Linked DNA regions of Homo sapiens: all the other regions are linked to region 3. The links are chromatin contacts, found by Hi-C or POLR2A ChIA-PET in ENCODE. All regions are on one chromosome and are shown on one strand. Each heading gives the region's core, a stretch centred on a gene start or an enhancer-like site at or near the end of the contact. The rest is flanking DNA. Distances are from core to core; before and after follow the strand shown.

The links. Hi-C counts contacts between places; a loop is a spot of excess contacts on that map. ChIA-PET counts read pairs that join two places held with the same protein, here RNA polymerase II (POLR2A). Pooled maps may share reads with other maps.
Region 1: a pooled map shows a loop between it and region 3 (2.7-fold over the local background). The contact joins two enhancer-like sites. A Hi-C loop is called at or near these places in 1 of 37 single-sample maps with no recorded cell type and 3 of 50 pooled maps. POLR2A ChIA-PET finds 5 or more read pairs at or near these places in 2 of 52 experiments (GM10248 and OCI-LY7).
Region 2: a pooled map shows a loop between it and region 3 (5-fold over the local background). The contact joins two enhancer-like sites. A Hi-C loop is called at or near these places in 11 of 37 single-sample maps with no recorded cell type and 7 of 50 pooled maps. POLR2A ChIA-PET finds 5 or more read pairs at or near these places in 2 of 52 experiments (GM10248 and OCI-LY7).

The regions. Positions count from the first base shown.
Region 1 is chr14:65,500,512-65,505,181 of GRCh38, forward strand. The region is part of intron 2 of FUT8 (fucosyltransferase 8); the gene reads left to right. Among named protein-coding and RNA genes, the nearest start is that of MIR625, 32 kb to the left of the region's middle. RefSeq lists enhancers at 980-1,039, 1,070-1,239. Within about 2 kb of position 2,489, at least 2 of the 41 ENCODE cell types and tissues checked have a DNase peak (open chromatin) inside an H3K27ac peak, as active enhancers do.
Region 2 is chr14:65,460,317-65,464,724 of GRCh38, forward strand. The region is part of intron 2 of FUT8 (fucosyltransferase 8); the gene reads left to right. Among named protein-coding and RNA genes, the nearest start is that of MIR625, 8.6 kb to the right of the region's middle. RefSeq lists enhancers at 1,689-1,738, 3,463-3,632. Within about 2 kb of position 1,560, at least 4 of the 41 ENCODE cell types and tissues checked have a DNase peak (open chromatin) inside an H3K27ac peak, as active enhancers do; they include OCI-LY7, where a contact is called at or near this core.
Region 3 is chr14:65,300,646-65,304,850 of GRCh38, forward strand. No RefSeq gene overlaps it. Among named protein-coding and RNA genes, the nearest start is that of MIR4708, 32 kb to the right of the region's middle. RefSeq lists enhancers at 1,637-1,736, 1,757-1,826, 3,957-4,056 and a silencer at 2,307-2,406. Within about 2 kb of position 1,951, at least 10 of the 41 ENCODE cell types and tissues checked have a DNase peak (open chromatin) inside an H3K27ac peak, as active enhancers do; they include OCI-LY7, where a contact is called at or near this core.

The DNA of each region.
Region 1 (4,670 bases), core at 1,239-3,738, 200 kb after region 3:
AGCTCATTTCCTCTGTAGAGATGATGGTGGACAGCTGGTTAGAACTCTTAAACTGGAAGGCAGTTAATATGTTGGCCTGAAGTTTTCTTTTCGCTAGACTAAAAGGTTTGACTGTTGAACCTTTCTTTATGGATCCTATTTCCTATCCCTTTTCATCATTTGTATAGTCTTCTTTGGACTTTCCCTAATTTCTCAATAGTCTCCTTAAAGTGTAATAACCCAAACTAGATACAAAACTGCTGTAACAAAACTGAACAATGGCAGAGGCAGAAGAATATAGATCTAAAAATCTGTGGTTTTCATTAGCGTTGAAAACTTGTATTTGCTTCAGACTTTTTATTGGCCTTTTCTTTATGTTTTTCAGGGTTAAAATGTGTTTTATGCCATGATATTTGTTTCAATATATTCCTTTCTTAGGTTATGCTTCTTCTTTCTTCCTCAACTGTGCTTCTTGTATCCATTTCCCATCTTGCACCTATTTTGGAGGAGAGGCAGTAAATATTTTCTTATGGACTTACCATGTTTGGGAAGACCGTTTTCCAAAGCGATCAAGATCATGTTAAATTTTATTCCATCTAGCCATGATGGCTCAGTTAGGATCAGGTCAGGAAAACAGTCCACACTAAATACTCGAGGCAGGAGGATTTCTTGAGACCAGGAGTTTGAGACCAGCCTGGGTAACATAGTAAGACCTGTCTCTACAGAATTACAAACAAAAACAAAAAATTTCAGCCCAGAAAATTTAATACAGGGAAGGGATTATACAGGTATTGGAGGGCTGAAAAAGCAAACAGGGAACACTGGGGTAACACAGAGACAATATTTGCAGGAATTAGCCACTATTCATATGGTTGAGGGGGAAATAAGAACTTGGAGTTGGGACCTCATAGAATTGGGGTTCAAAACCTCTGGAGGGGGTACTTCCTGACAGCTGTTGGTATGTCTGAGGGGAATTTCTGAGAGTGCCAGAAAAAGCTGGTGGTTATCACTGCTACTGCTGGGGTGGAGGATCTATGCTGGGCAATGCTGACTGGAAAAAGCATGTACTGCATTCTCCCTCTAGTGTCCTTATTGGCAGTGTGAGGAAGCTAGCTGCAGAAGAGAAAAGTAGTTTTCAGAGTTTTATTTTCAGTATTACAAAGATGAGTATTAAAGGGTAGATTTGGATCTGAGAGAAAATAGCTGAATAACCAGTATATATAGCCTTCTCTTCTGGTCAAAGGAGGCCATAGGCCTTTGGTCTCTTGGTCTCTTTTCCTAGCTACTTGGACCCCAGACCCAGATATTCTTAATGCTGAGGGTTTGGAAGGAAAGTTGTTATTATTATTTAAAAAATTAATTTGTTTAGTTAATGTGATGGGGGAGGGGGCATGAGACGGGTCTACTTTGTCTTTTCTTTTCTTTCTTTTTTTTTTTTGAGACAGTGTCTTGCTCTGATGCCCAGGCTGGAATATAGTGGTGTAATCTTGGCTCTCTGTAGTCCCGAGCTCCCAAACTCAAGCAGTCCTCTCACCTCAGCCACCCAAGTAGCTGGGACTACAGGCACCTGCCACCACACCCAGCTAATTTTTGTATTTTTTGTAGAGACGAGGTTTTGCTATGTTGGCCAGGCTGGTCTCGAACTCCTGGCCTCGAGTGATTCACCCATGTTGGCCTCCAAGTGGTCTGGGATTACAGGTGTGAGCCACCATGCCTGGCTGGGTCCACTTATTTATTGTTATTTTTTTTTTTGAGACAGAATCTCACTCTGTCACTCAGGCTGGGGTGCAGTGGTGGGATCTCAGCTCACTGCAATCTCCACCCCCCAGGTTCAAGTGATTCTCCTGCCTCAGCCTCCCGAGTAGCTGGGATTATAGGCACCCACCACCATGCCTGGCTAATTTTTGTCTTTTTAGTAGAGACAGGGTTTCACCATGTTGCCCAGGCTGGTCTCGAACTCCAGACCTCAAGTGATCTGTCCGCCTTAGGCTCCCATAGTGCTGGGATTACAGGTGTGAGCCACCGTGCCCGGCCCGGGTCCACTTATTCTGAGATAATTCTGTTACAGCTTTTTTTGGTAACTTACATTTAATCATTAGATACTCCTTCTTTGCCTCTTGAGGTATTTCTGTTTTTTAAAAGCCCTTATTTAAAATGTAAAATAAATAATGGTAAAAGTAATGATGTTACCCATAAACAAAGTTTTAAAATTGGTTGCTTATTAGCCAAACAGTGGTCTGCAGTGGTAACCAACCTCTGAAAAGATTATGCCTTTTTTACTCATTCAAAAATTCCCCCTCCTGCAGAGCTTCTTCAATTTTAATGTGTATATGAATCAGTTGAGGATCTTGGTAAAATACTGATTCTGATTCAATATGTCCCTGGGTAAGGCCTGAGATTGTGCATTTCTAACAAGCTCCCAGGGGAGGCTGGAGCTACTGGTCCCTAGACCAGACTTTTTTAACTCCCTTCCCTCCCTTGAGAACTACTGGTTTGGCTTAGATCCAGTGTTGGACTTGGATGGTTGAGTGGTGAGTGATCATAAAGTAAGAGTTTCTATTGTAAGCCTGCCCGTCTAGAAATATTTTGAGCAATTTTAGTAGAGCTATTTATAGCTGTTTCTTTCCAGGTAGGATCAGAGAAATATATGCTTCTGAATAGGTTAAATTTTCTTCCATAATATAATGCTGCCCTGAATGCAGAAATGTGCCTATCACTTGTAATTTTCCTGGAAGGCGTGAGACTGCTTGGTAATTGTGTACATATTTAAGGGAAACTGAGTAATGGAGGACAGAATAGAACAATTAACAAATTCATGCATCAGATAACTTGCTTTCATTAAAGCCATTGTTACTCTTATTTATTGATTGTTCCTGATGATAGGACATCTGCAGATTTCAAAAAGTGTGTTTAGTGTGAATTTCATACTGATGGCATTTCTCTGCTTTTGACAGTTTCATATACTTAAACTTGTCATTAAAACACAGCATCTTGCCTTGAGCCAAATGAAACTTTGAATAGAGCCCAAATTTATGAAATTGTTAATTTCTCTTTACATCTAGATTTTACTTTCAGTAATTTCTATCTGCTAACACAAATAGAAAGGTAATCTTTCATTTGGTTGCCATCCTTCAAGAGCCTCTCTCTGCCCTTCCCTCCCTGCCTTCCTGGATCTTTCCTTTTGTCTTTACAGACCTAGATTTTGAAAGGTTCTAGGTTCCTTTTGTCTGTTGATACTATGTGAATGTTATCCTTAAGTTTTTAATTCAGGCTACAACTAGACAGATAATGTGTCTCACAATTAGCTGGGGTGAGAGAGTTAAAATGGAAGTTAAGGATTCAGGGGATTCCTACAGATGGGTGAAGAAAAAAGCTCAATGTTAGGATCCTTAACAAAGCATTTTGATTGGCATATGGAGACCTTTGCGTGAACACAAATGTTCATATTTGAATATTTATAGAAGATAATCTGTCAAAATTACTGTTATTTTAATTTGCCAAGCTTGGCTGATTGCCGCAGTTGGATGTTAGTTGAATTCAAGTTGAAGAGTTGTAAATATGTTCTGGTGTGGGACATGCTTTTTGTCCTTGAAGCTGTTTGAATTTCTTACTTCTCCCACCTACACCCCCTTCTTTAAAACTGCGAGGCTTTTTTGTATTAGTTGAACTTTCATGTTCTTTTTTAGGAAAAAATATTAAAGTAGGATGTTAACTGTATGGATTAAAAATTTTTTTTAACTAAATTTGTTGACATTTGGTGATCAGGAATTGTTTAAATAATTTTAACTATTTGTCCAATCTTTGCTTCAAAGGACCTGTTCCTGGAGACTCAAATGTAGGGATATATATCTTATTTGAATGGTTTTGTGTGGGATATGTTTCACATTAACAGCAAAGAAAATGTAGACTTCTAGATAATTGATGTTTCCCCTTTCTTTTATCTCACTTGAACAGCTAATAATTTTAGTGACCCAGATTCAAGCAATAATACCTGTCTTCATAATTGTCATGTGGTTTTGTCAGCTTCTTATATTCTAGGGGAAGGAAGATAAGACTTTTTTAAATATATTGAAATAACTTGGTTAATAAATACTTTTTTTCTCTTTTTAGAAGCCAGGAACCTGTTCTCTTTCCATAGTGTCTCCTCACTCAGAAAACGTTGTGTTCTCCTGCCTCAGCCTCCTGAATAGCTAGGGTTACAGGCGCCCGCCACCATGCCCGGCTAATTTTTTTTTGTATATTTAGTAGAGACGGGGTTTCACCTTGTTGGCCAGGCTGGTCTCAAACTCCTGACATCAGGTGATCTGCCCGCCTTGGCCTCCCACAGTGCTGGGATTATAGGTGTGAGCCACTGTGCAGGAGAATGGCTTGAACCCAGGAGGCAGAGGTTGCAGTGAGCTGAGATTGTGCCATTGCACGCCGGGCTGGGCAACAAGAGTGAAACTCCGTCTCAGAAAAAGAAAGAAAGGGAAAAAAACCCCAACACACTGTATTAATTATTGATGCAGTATCACTATTCTTACTGAGACTACATTATTTTAGCTTTAGAGATGATATAGTGGCTTTCTTAAAGTTATATGACATTTTTTTGGGAGCAGGGCTGTATTCTGTGCCCCATGTACTAAGCTATCTTGTCTCATTTAACTAGCCACTGTTATCTGAATAGTTGAGTTTTACATGCGTAACCACTT
Region 2 (4,408 bases), core at 310-2,809, 160 kb after region 3:
TTAGGACAGATGGCACATTTCTTTGCTGTCCAGGATAATTAAGATAATCTCTCTAGGGAAAAAGGTTGGGCATATTTGCTTGTAGCTCCTTTTAAAGATTGGAGTTTCATTAAGCTCAGGTTTTCTTGTCCTGTAATGCAACCCACAGTATGTGCACTTGGTTTTCCTTTCATTGGCCTTTAGGAATTAGAGCTTGAGGAATCAGTAAAAAATATGGTACTCTGTCTATGCTATTGTTGTGAGTAGTAAACTGTTCTTTGTTTCTGATCTAGGAGTGTCATAACTTCTGCCAGGATTATCTGATGCTAGCTTACCAGCTACACTACTAACACATCCTATTGATAAAACAAAGCTGAGTTCATTGCTTATTGTGGTAAGGGAGAACACCTAAAAAAATCTTTGGTAGGGTCTTAGAGAGGTCAAAATTTGAGAATTTGAAGTTTGTTTTAAGTTGGATCTTTCAGTGGTGGCGATGAGGCTTGATTAGGATTGGGTAGGTATCATGATAAAACAGTTTAGGTTTGGTGGAAACAGTAAGATTTTGAAAACTGCCGAAGAGTTGATGGGTCTTTCCAGAAGGTCTGTAATGAACAATCACATTATATTTCTGCTGTCTCCTAGAATAGCAGTTATGCTAATTAAGACAGTGGACTGGTAAAGTCATGTTAATGTACCTAGAAAGCTGTGTGTGTGTGTATTAGTTTTCTAGGGCTGCTATAACAAAGCACTGTAAACTGGGTGGCTTAATATAGCAGAAATTTATTCTTTCAGTTTTGGAGGTTAGCAGTCTGAAATCAAGGTGTTGGCAGGGCCACACTCTCTCCGAAGGCTCTAGGTAAGAATCCTTTCCTTCTTCTTTTAGCTTATGGTGGATGCCAGAAATCCTTGGTATTTCTTGACTTTTGGTAGCATAACTCCAATCTCTACCTCAGTATTCACATGACATCTTCCCTCTGTGTGTGTTTGTGTTCAAATGTCCTTCTTATAAGGATTCCAGTCATGTATTAGGGTCCATCCTAATCCAGAATGACATTATATCAACTTGATTATATCTGCATAGACCCTATTTCTAGCCGTTACACATTTTGGGAGGACACTTATTTAACTCAGTATAGGGGACATGTAGTTTCAGTCTTCAGTGCCCAAACTGTATGTAGGTACAGTGTTTGCTCTCAGTGTCCATGAAACTATGGCAGACTGATGTTAGCTTGCATGTAGGGTAAAATCTTAGGTTCTTCAGAGTTCTTGACAACAGCATGGTATAGTAGAAAGAAAACCAGTCTGGAAGTCAGAGTACCTTAGTTCTGCTCTGTTAATAACTAGCTTAAGAAAGTTACTGTCTTCTTTAGCTATTAGTTTGTTACTGATACACCAGGAGTTCAGTCTAGGTCCTGCTGCTTGCTGCATAGAAAGCCAATCACTGAGACAATGAGTATTGCCAAGGAAGAAGGCTTTAATCAGGGGCGGCAGCTGAGAAGATGGGAGCTTGGTCTCAATTCCATCTCCCTGACTGACTAAAACCAGGGTTTATATAGCAGGGAAGACATAGATTTTAACAATGTGTAAGAAAACAGGAACTTGGGAGGAGGGGCGAGGAAGCAATAATGGTGAATGAGGGGTCTGGCATCTGGTAGGGTGATCTGGTTTCAGTTCTTTGATACTTTTTGTGCCAAAAGAACAGTCTGTGGGACTATTGGGTTTGTTTCAATTTCCTCATAGATAAAATTTGAGGCCTGAGGAAGAGAAGAGTAAACCAAATGATCTTTAAGACATTTCTAGTTCTCACATTCTGAAGTTTTATAATGTTGAGTGGCTGCTACATACTGTATTAATATTAGTCTTGTTGGAGTCACAAAAAGGGAATAGAAAATGCTTTAAGTGCTAATCAGATAGGCTCTAACTTGTGAATGTAGCTTGCGTAAATTAATTTGTTTATTTGGGTGAAGCTAATTAATGAAGACATTAGGTAAACATGATGTTTGCCCTGATCTCTCTGACTTACCATTTTGTTTTTCAACTTGAATAGTGTATTTGGAAGAAGAGCATTCTTCAGGTCACTTAAAGTTAGAAAAATGCTGCACTCTCAGGCTGAGTTCATAAAATGAAATAACCTTTCCTGAAGTGAATATGAGAATGTGGTTCCCCTTCCCCCTTCATTGCCCACGTTTGTCTGTCATGTCATTCTTGTGGTCAAGAGATTTTAGAAAAATTCTTACTAGAGAATGGTAATAGTACTGTGAGGTGGAGCATGGTGTTAGAATTCTAGGTGTAAGTGAATCATGTGCTATTGAATTTTCTTTGCGTTTTAAATAGGTCACTGTAGTATCGTATTTGAATTCTTTGTTTGAATCATGTTGAAAGTATGTAATAATTACTGCACAGAGATATTGTGGGCACTGAAAAATTCTTTGGTACTACCAAAACCCCCTGTGGTCATGTATGTGCTTGTTCTTTGAAGTTACAAATGAACAATGACTACATATTGATGATAAGTATAAATACAGGTTGAACCAATGTTTTTAGATCTGGACAAAAGTTACTGAAGTAGGAGAAAGGACGGATTTTTATTAATTCCATATGGAAGAAATTCAAAACCATATACCAGGGGGAGATAGGATTGTCTCACCACTTAACTTAAGGATCTTCCTGTATGTAGCCCTTCCATCACACACAAATTGTACTAAGTGTTTTCATAGTGGATATTTGGGCAATTCAGAGACTCTCACTACATGTTGTAACAATGGTAATGTATTTAATTAATTTTAGAAGATACATTAGAATATAGAATTAGCAGTAACACTCCAGCAATACCTGAAATAAAATGTGTTAAAACAGACAGAATATAGAAATTAAATAGACATAATTACAATAATAAAAAGATATACCTCTATCATATTTCTATTCACATTTCTATTCTAGTCAATTAAAAGAGTAGGAGAATTTTTTATCTTTCTTTATTAATTTTTTTGAGACAGGGCCTCACTCTATTGCCCAGGCTGGAGTGCACTGGCGCAGTCACGGCTCACTGCAGCCTTGACCTCCTTGGCTCAGGTGATTCTCCCACATCAGCCTCCTGAGTTGCTGCGATTGCAGGTGCACACCACCATGCCTGGCTAATTTTTTGCATTTTTTGTAGAGATGGAGTTTTGCCATGTTGCCCAGGCTGATCTTGAACTCCTGTGCTCAAGCAGTTCCCCACCTCAGCCTCCCAAAGTGCTGGGATTACAGGAGTCAGCCACCGTGCCTGGCTAATATATTTTCTTAGTGTTAAAGAAAAGAATGTTAAGGAGTTACTCAGAAAGTAACTTGAACTTTTGGTGTGGGCTGTTTTGATGATTGTTGGGAAGATTTTCTTTTTTTCTTCATTCCTGGGGCCATGGTGGCTGATCATCCAAGCTTGGATTAAACTCTGTTCCTTGTACTTTTCCTTCTCATTTTAGGTTTTGGAGTCAGTATACTTATATTACCAAGAAAATAAGGTTCCTCCAACTTGTAAGAAATATTTTCTAGTTTCAGAGAATTATGAATTGGTAAAGATTGAAAAAGATGGTATGGATGTGTTTGAATTATTCACTTTTATGGTGTATAGTCTTCACTTTCCATGTTGTGTTTTGTTGGACTCAAAGATGCTTGAGAAGTTAGAGAGATTCTCCCTGGCTCCCCCAGCCACCCCTGCAGCCCCACTGGGGAAAAAAGGAAACAAAGGAGGAAAACCGTGTTGAACACATATTTTTTCTTAAGCACCTATACTGGATTAATGTATTACTGTGAAAGTTGTTTAATTGGAGTTTTTTTAAAATAGATTTTTATTTCTTAGGGCAGTTTTAGGTTTACAGAGAAATTGTAATTTCTTACAGAGAGTTCCCAAATATCTCCCCCTTTTATCTTACAATCTGTAGTAATTGCTTATTATTTCCAGGAGTTTGTTGGTCAGTACTTTGGGTTTTTTTTTTTTTTTTTTTTACATAGATGATCATGTCATCTGCAAATAGAGAGTTTTATTTCTTTCTTCTCAATTTGTGTACCTTTTATGTCCTTTTCTTGTTTTACTGCATTAGCTAGGATGTCCAGTATGATGTTGAATAGGAGTGGTAAGAAGGGAAGTCCTTGCCTTGTTCCTGATCCTACGGGGAAAGGATCTGGTTTCTTACCATTAGGTATGGTGTTTGCTGTAAGTTTTTTGTAAATTTTATTTATCAAGTGGAGGAAATCCTCCTCTATTTCTAGTTTGCTGAGAACATGTAATTATTAACTGATGTAGAATTTTATCAAATACTTTTATTGCATCTATTGATATGATCTGATTGTATGATTTTTTTTTTCTGTTTCCTGGATTACATTAATTGACTTTTAGATGTTGAACCTACCTTGCATACTTGGAATATACTCTACTTGGTCGTGGTGTATA
Region 3 (4,205 bases), core at 701-3,200:
TGAGGGCAGAGGAGGAAGAGAAAGGAAAGAAAAGGAAGACAAAGTGGCTCGAGAACATATCGGGAGACTGGATCCGGAACAGGGAAAAATGCCAAGGGACAGACAGACTGAGAGAATACATAATATGTATGTAGAGAGAGCTTATATCTATAGAGTGCCATATATGTGTGTGTGTGTGTGTGTGTGTGTGTGTGTGTGTGTGTGTGTGTGTGTGTGTATAAATTTAGTGTAGAGAAAGGATCTCGCTTTGTTGCCCAGACTGGTCCAAAACGCTTAACTTCAAGTGATCCACCCACCTCAGCTACCAAAGTGCTGGGATTACAGGTGTGAGCCACCACACCCAGCTAACAATATTGATTTTTTAGTATGCCTAGCAGGATATAAATCCCTCCATGCCAAGCTTGTCTAAACCGCGGCCTACGGACTGCATGTGGCCCAGGACGGCTTTGGATGTGGCCCAACACAAATTTGTATACTCTCTTAAAACATTATGAGATTTATGCACGGACCATTTTTTTTTTTTTTTTTTTTTAGTTCATCAGCTATCGTTAGTGTTAGTGTATTTTATGTGTGGCCCAAGACAATTCTTCTTCTTCCAATGTGGCCCAGGGAAGCCAAAAGATTGGATACCTCTGCTCTATGCAAAGCCTTAGGTGACTGAGTTTTTGTTGAAATTAAGGAAAGAACTGAGCTCTACAACTGGATTGACATGGCATAGGTTAGAGGCAGCGTGTGACAGGTGATGAGCCAATATTCCAGAATTTAAATAATCCTGGGGAAGTAGGAGCTCACAGCCTGGGTGATTGTATGCATAGGACGATTGTATGCATCTTCAGAAAGTTTTCAGAAATCCCAGGGGGGTAATGGACTGCCTATACCCCTGTGACGGGTATTTGAGGACATCTTACCTAAAAATTAAGGGCCAGGAAGACTCTCCAACCTCTGTTTATACCTAAAATTACATAGTATGTATGATTTTTGAATCAAGTTGTCATTTTGCATCACATTTATAAACATTTCCAATGTCATTAGAATGTCTTCACTTTTAAAGTTTAGCGCAATGTGGGTACACCTTAATTTTAATTCTATAAAATTGACTATTCTGGCTGTTTCCAGCCTTGTTTTATGTTTTGTGTTTTTTTGCAATTATAACTACCGCTATGATAAACATCTGCGCAATACATTTTTACTAGGCAGCAGCTTAACCATGCCAACGTAATCCAGACTGACCAGGATTCTCAAATTTAGTCTCCATCGAGAGACCAAATATGCAAATGGACAATGGCCAGACCATATATGAAAACTGAACTCTGATCCACAGCCTCTGTAGCGACCAGCCCAGGAAGCCAAACCACAGCCTCTATAGCAATCAGCCCCCAGTCAGGACTTGGTCAATCATTGCCAGGTTCCCTAAATTTTGGCCCTCCTTCCAACTCAGGACCAACCAGAGAAAGCCAGATATGCTCTCTACACCAATTCTATAGGGCACCCTGCTTCTCAGTAGCCTGCCTCCAGCTCTTTCATGCCAACAACCTCCTATCAGAGCACACCTGAAGCCCTCCCCTTTTTTTCTCACTCTAAAGCTTGCCTACTCCCCCGCCTGACTTTGACTATCTGCTAAAACCAAGTGCTAGTGGCTGACTCCCTCGCTATAGAGAGCTCTCCATAAATCTTCTCTGCTTGTTCTCATTCGGGTTTATGTCTACACTGAGATATGCAAAGCGTATCTCAGGTCAACCTGGTAGACACTGAACCCAAAGGACTATCACAGGCCAAACACTACATAGGAGGCTTTTCTATCATGAGCCATTGGAAAATTCCTGGCCATTTCTAGAAGGACATCTAGCAGAAAAACACCACCTCCACACGCCATGCATACCTACCAGATAGAAGGCCCTGGGCCCCATGTTGGCTTTGACCACTTCATGCCTTTGCAGTACCAGAAGCAGCAGAAGCAGAAAGCCACAGAAAATAAATCAGCTGCTGAGTTCAAATTGCTGCAGTCCATCACGCTGCCGTGTCGCCAGCTCGTGGTGCCAGGCCAATTACTACCACAAGCACTGAAGTCACTTTTCAAAACATGGTCAAACAAACTCCAGCAGGGCCAGCTAGGCGTTAAAACACTCAGACACAATTGTCAAAGCAAAGATTTATGTGCCAGTAAATAAAAGTCAGGGCTCCAGTTTAGTAATCACCTGGCCGACAGCCTGAAGGTTAACCCTTTCTGGACAGACCTGACCCACTGTCAATTCAGAGAGACAAGAATAAAGAGGGCAGAAGGGGATGGGGTGGGAGGGAGCAGGGTGGGGTCCAGTCAGACTGAAACTGGGGTGATTTTCTGTGCTGTCATTCCTAGGCCACCACAACTTTGGGGGCTGTGGGTGACTGTCAACTCAGATCATCTGTGAGGCAGGTGTGACTGTTTCCTATGTCTTCTTAAGCCTCTTAAGTTCACACAGTTACCCAGAACCATCAGGAAACGGAGATAGATTTTCTCCCACTGTGTCCAGCACTGAGGTTCCCTTAAGGTTTGCAAGTTTCTTTTTAGTATTTAACTCTTTGAAGGACACATGACAAGTAGACCCACCCTTATTTGATTAGGACTCCCTCACCAGGGGTGTTAGAAGTGCCATTGCAGATGCTTACATTCTAGGCACACAAGAAAAAATCTTAAAAGCTCCTCTCTAGCCCAGCATTCTGAGAAATGATGCTGTCTAACTTTAAATAGGCTTTTAAAGTCTATTAAGCATCATTTACAAATCCCACTGGGTTTTAATCTCTGCAAACCTTCCGAGTTGGTATCACCATTATCATTATTCCCTTCTGAGGCTCAGAGAGTTTAACTGACTTGCCCATGAGCACGAAGCTAGGAAGCGACACAGCTGGGGCTCATCTGACTCCAGAATCCAGTGGTACTTTGGGGATGGGGCTGGAGGGTTAGGGGTGGGAGGCGGGTAGGAAATCCAGCTTTCACTAGAGCTGGAGGTGTTTGCCCTAAGCTTCCTGATACAAGGGGAGGGTGGTGATTTTGAGGGTTTACAAGGCTCACAGGGAGACCCATGGCTGGAAATCACCTCTGGGTTCTCTTCAAGCCCCGGAAAGGGAGTGCCCGAATGAAACAGCTCTTCTGGTATTTTAATGGAACAAAAAGCCCGAAATACAAGGAGCTGGCTGGTTGCTGGGACGGCCCCTAACTTACTCTTTAACTGTAATGAACTGGTCATTTCCTGGATGTAAAGGAAAAGTTTAAGAAAAAAGTGACAGAGAAACCCCCTCCCAGCCCCCCAGCCCCCCAGCCCAGCCAGCTGCAGCGAGGAAAACAAATGAGCTTCTATAGATGGAATCCTTTGTTTGAATAGAGGCTAATTGTGGCTCCTCTGCTTGTAACCTGGGGTCAGGTGGCTGACACCCAAACGGTTCCCTCAAGGCAGTAACTACGAGCCCCTGGAAGAATGAGCACACTGGGACTCGGGAAGGGACCACTTACAAGAAAGGTCTGAATCTGGAAGAAGCAAAGGATCAAGTCAGACGTGTGAAGAATAAGGAGCCCGTGGATCTAGAGAGAAAGAACATTTTTCTGTGAAGAGTTTCCCCTCCTTATCCTCTCTCCCTGCCACATTTAGGTAAAAAGACCCAGTGATAAATAGCACCTGCCAGCCATGGTAGGCATGACCAGAGTGGCATGCGGCCTGTGCATAGGGTGCTGGATGAGGGCAGAGGCACCCATGGAGGTGCAAGCCTGTTTCGCTGCCCCTCCTGACCCCAGCATCCCTAGCCACCAGTGTGATAAAGTGAGTGCCTCCAGAGGGCAGGAAGGCAGAGACCCTGCCCAGCCCCTTCTCCTGTCCTCTGGCCTCCTCATCTGCCTCGCGCCACTTCCTTCCACCTAGCTCTTCTCTCTTGGCCAGCCTCCCACATGCAGGTGCCAGTGAGAATAACACTTGCACTTAGATTGATTCTGTATTTTCTCTCCTTTTTTTTTTTTTTTCTTTTTTGAGACGGAGTCTCTCACTGTGTCACCCAGGCTGGAGTACAGTGGTGTGATCTCGGCTCACTGCAACCTCCGCCTCCCAGGTTCAAGCAATTCTGCCTCAGCCTCCTGAGTAGCTGGGATTGCAGGCACCCGCCACCACGCCCAGCTAATTTTTGTATTTTTAGTAGAGACAGGGTTTCACCATATTGGCCAGGCTGGTCTCGAACTCCTG